Linked DNA regions of Homo sapiens: region 2 is linked to region 1. The links are chromatin loops, found by intact Hi-C in ENCODE. Cell type or tissue: endothelial cell of umbilical vein. All regions are shown on one strand.

Region 1 (4,000 bases):
AGGAAGGGCAAATCAGAAAGCTAATTCATTGGATGGATCAGATAGTAACTGTGTTAATGCCCAGTGAATAAGAAGACTGAAGAAGGGAGAGAGGCCAGGAGTGTTTGGAAGATGCCCCTGGAGCTGGTGTGAACTGGGCCTTATGCAGAGGAAGAGGCTTAGCTGGGCTGAGAGTTGGGGGATGGAAGAGGACTGGACCCCTCTCACCTGGGAAGACAGGGCAGCCAGTGGAGACTTAGTGATTTGTAACCAGAACTGGGGCTCTGAAGCAGGGAGCTAATCTTCCTCCCCCCTCTTCCTCTGCACCTGTCCTTCTGGGGAGGGGTGACACAAATGGTAGGCAGGTTGACATCCCAAAATCCAGCTGCCCAGAGAAGAAACCTTTATATCCTGAGATATGTATATGTGTACATGCGTCTCTCTCTCCCTCTCTCTCTTTCTATATATAAAGAGAATATATGTATTTTATATATATGTTATATATAATTGATAGATATATAATGTCATTTATATATAATTCTTGTTTTACATGTTATTATATAACAAGAATTATATATATTTTATTATATTACATTTTATTATATGAATTATATATAATTATATATAATGATATGTTATATAAATATATATATATATAAATTCTTGAGACTTTTCCCCAAATTTCTGTATCCTTAACTTTCATAGTGTTTATCTAAATTCTTTAATTTTTTTTTTTTTTTTTTGATACGGAGTCTCACTCTGTCACCCAGGCTGGAGTGCAGTGGCGCAATCTCGGCTCACTGCAAGCTCCGCCTCCTGGGTTCACACCATTCTCCTGCCTCAGCCTGCCAAGTAGCTGGGACCACAGGTGCCCGCCACCGTGCCTGGCTAATTTTTTGTATTTTATTTTTTTAATAGAGACGAGGTTTCACCGTGTTAGCCAGGATGATTTTTTTTTTTTTTTAATTTAAACACAGGGCCTCTCTATGTTGCCCAGGCTGATCTCAAACTCCTGGCCTCAAGCAGTCCTCCAGCCTCAGCCTCCCAAAGTGCTGAGATTGCAGGAGGGAGCCACCACTCCCAGACTAGCCTAAATTCTTTTTTTTTTTTTTTTCCTGGAGATAGAGTTTTGCTCTGTCGCCCAGGCTGAAGTGCAGTGGCGCGATCTCAGCTCACTGGAACCTCCATCTCCCTGGGTTCAAGCAATTCTCATGCCTCAGCTTCCCAAATGGCTGGGATTACAGGCACACGCCACCATGCCCGACTAATTTTTGTATTTTTAGGAGAGACCAGGTTTTGCCATGTTGGCCAGGCTGGTCTCGAACTCCTGGCCTCAAGTGATCCGCCCACCTCAGCCTCCCAAAGTGCTGGGATTACAGGCGTGAGCCACTGCGCCCAGCCCCTAAATTCTTGACAATATCTTTCTCTCTTACAAGTAAGCCTGCATTGACCACATTTTGTACAGAATTTCAAAATGAGCCAAAGAAACCCAGGTATTGAACTGAACGTGAGAGCTAAGAGTAAGACAGCTCTCCAGTGTGAGGAAATGCTGAGTCGGAATAGTAAGGAAGCAGGCGTCTGTAAGAGGCTGTCTCTGGGCTGTTTCACATCCTGTGAACTTTATGGTATGCCCTGAGAAAAATGGAAAGAAAGGCTGTGTGTTCGCAAATTAAGGAAACAGAATGTGTGATTATTGCAAAAGGAACCTTGACTTTGGAATTTCCTGATTTTTGAGGACTCCTGAGGTTAAAGATGGTGTGTTTTCAGCCTGAAGGAATTTTCCAACCACAAAGTGAACCACCAGAAGAGTGGACTGTGCTTCAGCTCTGTGTCTTGCACAGAGCTGTTCTGCCTTGTCCATATACTAGGCGTGTTCAAGCGTGGCTGGGTGACCAGCTCTCAGAGCCCAGGCAGGGGCGGTGGCTGATCCCTGTGGCATGGGACTTTAAACTGATCAGAAGTCACAAAGGGCAGAGGCTGCAGGCCTATTTTGTTTGGACCTATTGTGTGTGCTGGTATAGTTACTATTTCTTCTCATTTGCTTTTCAAGTTTTAAGTTAGTCATCACCATTTTGAAATCGGGTGATTTCCTCATACAAATCCAGATTTCCAGATTCTTTTGAAAATGTGGAGCAGCTGTTAATGTTGGGCCTGCATTTGCACACAGCAGCAGTTGCTGGAATGAATAGAGGCTGCCTCTTCACGTTGGCGTGTGGTCTCCAATCCACCATGGCCTCCACCACCCTGGCTGGCTGAGACTGGAGGACCCTGCTCCAGCCAGTAGCCTTGCATCCATATATTTGTATATTCGTGCATTCCACCAAAGGGCTGGGCTGGGCTCTGAGACTACAGAAGGAAGCAAGGCACATTCCCTGACTCCAGGGAGATCACCATGTAGGGGATAAGTGTTCAAATATATATGTCATTATCCTCCTCCTTGGATGGACAACAGCTTAGCTACACAAAGTAGGCCATCTGAAGTAGGGCTTCTCACCCAAAGCACTATTAATATTTGGGACTGATAATTCCTTGTTTTGAGGGGTTGTTCTGTGCCTTGTAGGATGTCTAGCAGCAAACCTGAACCCCACTCGCTAGATGCCGGTAGCACCCCCTCAATTGTAACAATGAAAAACATCCCCGACATTGCCAAAAGTCCCACCCCAGTTGAGAATCACTGGTCTAAAGTTCATGGGGGCTAGTGGAGAAAATTCCATTTGAAATTTCAGCAAGATCTTAAGGAACTTGCTCATCGAATGAGAGCTTTGGATCAGCTCAAGTGTCAGGTCCTCAGCTGCTCCTCCCATCCCCTCTGTGTCTGTGTCTGGCTCCGTAGGCACTTGCTGCACAGGTGGCTGGCGAGTGACAGGTGGCTGGCGCCATCTCTCCCACCAGGCTGTGAGCAGCTCTAGGAGAAAGGGTGTGTTTCATTCACCTTTGCATCTCTAGGCCTAGTGTTGAATACTTGCTGAATCAACACTGAGTGGCCAGCCTTCAAAATATTGTATCCAAGAACAATTATAAACCGAAGTACTCAATATTTTTAAAGTCTTTAATTAAAAACAACTGCTGTCATCCAGCCAATTATTATGAAAACAATCTATTTCAAGCCCAGTAATTTAAATATCCAGATTTCTATTTAATTGTTCATTTTTAATTAACAGTTTTATAGTAATATTAATTCCCTCTATTTCAAAATTCAGCAAAGGAGATTTGAAGCATACAAAAGAGAAAGATACTGACCTGAGAGCGGTATCCTTGTCAAGTGGAATTAATTATGGTGACTCCTCTCCTCTCCCGTTTTATAGATGGGGAGAGTCACCCTTCTCTTTGGAATAGTTTAAGCACAAGGAAAGAAAAGAATAACCAAAATGCAACTTCTTTGTTCTAAGGATTCCATGATCACATTTTTCCCTTCGCACATCATTCACTGAACTTGCCATTGATCGCTGTTTATCAGCCATGAGGATCACTTGAACTTGAGCCTAGCACAAACCTCACCAACACTGAGGGTCTTTAGAAAATGATCGTATATAATCTTTGAGTAAAGATTTCTTATCCCTTTAATTTTAAGGAACTTCACGGAGGCTGCCCAAACCTATGTATAGAAAGAATGAATTTAGGGGCAAAGAAAACGTCCCCCCATCACACTCCAAAATGCCTTCAGGATCACAGTGTCTGAAATTTATGAGTTCTCCATTTGAATTAAAAATCTGAAACCTCCTCTTTAAAATTCTACGTAAGAAGGGCCTTCTCAATAACGTTGCTGATTACCTCTCAAATTTTATCATAATTTAATAGATTATGAACTCACTCGGCAGAGCCCCAAGGAATGGAGCATGGGACAGACACATTGCGGTGAGGAAGAGAGAAAAAGGAAAAAATAGTTTAGGACCAAATTATTTTTAGACCAAATAGTTTGGGACTTCTCCCATCTACATAGGTGGCAGAAAGGGGATAAAATATTAACAGTTTAACTATTCATTGAATCGGTATTTATTGAGTGCTGCATTAGGCGCAGGGC
Region 2 (4,000 bases), 98 kb before region 1:
ACGTCACGTATATGGGGAAGCTTTCCCTATTCTCACTGATTAGGTCAGTTTCCCTTATTGTATAGCATGGTCCTTTAGTCTCCTTTATAACAGTTATCAATGTAGTGTTTTCATTTATTTTATATGAACAAAACACATACGGTTCCCACCCATGTGACACAGTGTATTTGAGGGGTGGAGGAGACATTAATAATATATACAGGAGCTCCCTTTTCTGACTCTGTCAGTCAGATAATTAGTGGGTTAATTGAAAGTCACATAAATCAGGGAATCTTATTTTTATTTTTATTTTTTTGAGATGGAGTCTCACTCTGTCACCCAGGCTAGAGTGCAGTGGCACGACCTTGGCTCACTGCAACCTCCACCTCCCAGATCCAAGTGATTCTCCTGCCTCAGCCTCCTGAGTAGCTGGGACTATAGGCACCCACCACTTTACCCAGCTAATTTTTGTATTTTTAGTAAGAGACAGGGTTTCCCCATATTGGCCAGGCTGGTCTTGAACTCCTGACCTTGTGATCTGCCCATCTCGGCCTCCCAAAGTGCTGGGATTACAGGCGTGAGTCACCACACCTGGCCTATTTTTATATTTTTTTAAAAAGACAAGGTCTTACCCCTGCTGCCCAGGCTGGAGTGCAATGGCATGATCATGGTTCACTGCAGCCTTGACCTCCTGGGCTCAAACGATTCTCCCACCTTAGCCTCCCAAGTAGCTGAGATTACAGTCTCAACCCACCACACTCAGCTGAATTTTTAAATTTTTTGTAGAGACAGGCTTGCTGTGTTGCCCAGGCTGGTCTGAAACTCCCAGACTCAAATTATCCTTCCATTTTGGCCTCCCAAAGTGCTGGGATTATAGGTGTGAGTTACTGCACCTGGCCTAGGGAATCATCTTTTGCTGAAACAATCTATTTATTTTAATTAAAGACATATAAATGTGCATTAATTTGCTGATTTTGTGGTAAGGCTTTTCGTTTGTGTGTGGATTGTTGACTGGTGTCCGTTTCTTGCATATACTACCCTTAGCATATACTCTATGATTTTCCATTGAAATACATGGTTAAAGTAGAATGAGGCCTTTGGTACTTTGAAACAATATAAATCAAGAGTCTTTGATTTTTAATTCTTTTTCCTTTTTGCCCTATCCCTTCACACTTGCCTTGCCCACACCTGTTTTGTCAGCCATTTTTCCAGTGATTCAAATGTATTCTTAGCAGCGGCTATGGTCTTAGGTTGGTGTGTGGTGGAGAAAGACAGCCGTCACACTGACAGCATGGTGGCTCTGCAGTCCACTGCCTCTCCTGTGTGTCTGAAGTGCCATGAGTGTGTGTTGCTTTGGCCCTGTTGCCCCTGAGGGAGATGACTTCGGAGAACACAAGCACCGGGGTCCTGTGCCTGGGAGGTGGTCCCACGTCTGGAGCCAGAGGCTCACTCCGCTGTCCTCTAACACTTCCCACAAGTCTGTTTGGTCCTACTAGTCCTGTGTATCTCTTTTCTAGTTAAAGTTATTTCTTTGTATTTTTGGGTAGGAGGGTTAAAATACAAGGTGTTCCCTAGGCATGTTTTCTTTTCCTCACATCCATGGCCATTCAAACACCCTGATGCCTCTTGGAATATATAACTCAGCAGTTTTCTTTGTTTTAAGAGGGCATGGAGTACACATGTCTGGGGCCTCGCTGACCTTACATTCCAAAGTCCTGGGCCTCCCGCAGTGAGGCCAGCTGCCGTTTCACCCAGTGCACCTCCTCCTTCCTCCTCAATGCCCTGCCTGCAGTATGTGCTCTGTGCTTCCTTCTGGTGCACAACAGGCCATGGGCCTGTATCCTGCCTCCCTTGATTCATGTGAGCTTAATGTCAAGTGGGAAAAGCCACTTCCTAGAAGAATAGCAATTGACTGATGTCACCCCTGATCCATTGCAATGGAGGATGGGATCTTCCTTTCTCTGTTCATCTTTTGGTTGGGGGTGCTGACATCTATTACAGCACGACTAGTGTAACAGAATATCCCTCAGATAATTGGCTGCTTGGTCAATTATCTGAGTGTTTGCAGCTTATCTATTTGTATGTCAGTGTCTCCCATTAGATTATGAGGTCCGTGAAGGCAAAATATGAATGGGCGTTTAACAGCTAGGGCTTTGGAGCCAGACAGACCTCAATTCAAATTCTGGCTTTGCCATTTACCAGCTCTTCTCACCGCAGGCAAATTATCTAAACTCTTTGTCTCAGTTTCCTCATCTGTACAATGAGGGTAATAATAATAAATACCTTCCTCATAAGATTATTGTGCAACTTTAAGAAAGATGCAGTATATAAAACATTTAAAACAAAAAATGCAGCATATAACACATTTAAAACATATAAAAGAAAAAACCAGCAAAGTGCTTGGTTTGTGGCAAGTGTTCAATAAATGTTACCTGTGATGCTGCTATTAATGATAATTCTCAGCACCTTGTAAGTTGCTGTAAGTATTTGCACAATGAGTTTATGCAGCAAGTAAGGATTGAAGGCCCTTGCTAGACTGGAAACATTTAAATGCTAGGTTCTCCAGGAAGTTGTACAGATCAGACCTGATCTTGGATGGAGTGCTTGCCCATGCTAATAAAATTAACAAAGAACATTTCTTGAGCAGGCATCATTCCAGGAGATCAGTTCATTGAGTTAGTTGGGATTATTATGTTATATCCTGCTGGAATGGTTTCATTTATTTTTATTCATTATTAGGATAACTCTGGGAACTTGAATTAGTAGATTGAATATGCTTCTTTTTTTATTTTTTTGAGACAAGGTCTTGCTCTGTCGCCCAGGTTGGATTGCAGTGGCGTGATCTTGGCTCACTGCAACCTCTGCCTCCTGAGCTCAGGTGATTCTCCTCCCTTGGCCTCCTGAGTAGCTGGGATTATAGGTGCTCGCCACCACCATGCCTGGCTAACTTTTGTATTTTTAGTAGAGACGGGGTTTCACCATGTTGGCCAAGCTGGTCTAGAACTCCTGACCTCAACTGATCCACCTGTCTTAGCCTCCCAAAGTGCTGGGATTACAGGCCTGAGCCACCATGCCCGGCCAATAAAATGCATTTCTAACTGATGAGAGAAGCAGGTTGCAACCTCAGTGATATGCACTGTGTGTGAGAACTAGGATTTTGATTCTAAATTGTAAGAGAAAAGCAGTTCGTGGTGTGGCTACAATTGAAAAATAAATGTACCCTTCGGAAGTCCTTAAAGGGTCCCTGAACCAGAATTCCAGCAATGCCAGGTTAATGGTTGAAAAAGCCAGCCTATGGCCACCCAACTGAAGTTCTGGGATTCTTTTTTTCAATTTCATCCCTTGAAACTGGTTCTTTTTGTTGTGATTCCACGGAGCTGTTTGGTGTAGCCTGGGTAAATAACCTTTTCAATTTTTAATAATCTGTAGTGGATTCAAAACTTTTGGTTACTTAAAATCCAAAGAATAATGTTCACTGCCCTTGGAAAAAACCAGATCTGTTCTCTCTTCCAAGCTGCAGCAAGGCGTTTGCCATTTCCATTTCTGGGATCTCTTAGGCTAGATGATCAGTAATGATGGGATTGTAGGTAGGATGGCTTTATCTGCCTCCACTACTCAATCGATAAAGACTACATCTCACTTAACAAGTCTGCCAGGGATTTTTAGACAGCCTCTGTTGTTGTAGTTGATGCATCTGGAGGGTCAGCCTTTCCAGCTAGGTCTTTCTTAACAAAAAGTGGCAAAAGTGTTATTGCTTTTTTCCCCTCTTTTCAGATCTCATGTTCTTGTGTGGCTTCCTGCTTCAGTGCTGTTTGTGGGTATAATCTATGCTGGGTCCAGAGCATTGTCCAGACTGGTAAGTATTAGAGGTTCAGGGGAAACAACTCCTCTCTCCCTTTCCCCTTTGCCTTTTAACTTATCATGCCTCAGCTCAATAAGGGCAAAGAATCACTTTAATAATGATAATAATGGGACCTATTACTCCCTTTTGTTGAGTTGAAGATAATCAGATAACAGGGAA

The links. Hi-C counts contacts between places; a loop is a spot of excess contacts. Peaks named below come from ENCODE experiments on the same cell type or tissue, not always from the same donor. Only the 100,000 strongest peaks of a DNase experiment are listed, where the experiment ranks them.
Region 2: it touches region 1 in a loop (6-fold over the local background); 1 of 110 quality-filtered maps calls a loop at or near these places.

The regions. Positions count from the first base shown.
Region 1 is chr18:23,300,999-23,304,998 of GRCh38, reverse strand. All of the region lies in intron 14 of SLC35D4 (solute carrier family 35 member D4), which reads left to right. Among named protein-coding and RNA genes, the nearest start is that of SLC35D4, 130 kb to the left of the region's middle. RefSeq lists an enhancer at 1,712-2,602. In endothelial cell of umbilical vein, no CTCF peak of the experiment used is centred here; a DNase peak (open chromatin) is centred at 1,648; H3K27ac peaks cover 2,406 bases.
Region 2 is chr18:23,399,401-23,403,400 of GRCh38, reverse strand. It overlaps SLC35D4 (solute carrier family 35 member D4), which reads left to right. Exons shown (of 15, transcript NM_032933.6): 4 at 3,754-3,835. Among named protein-coding and RNA genes, the nearest start is that of SLC35D4, 37 kb to the left of the region's middle. In endothelial cell of umbilical vein, no CTCF peak of the experiment used is centred here; a DNase peak (open chromatin) is centred at 1,760; H3K27ac peaks cover 2,096 bases.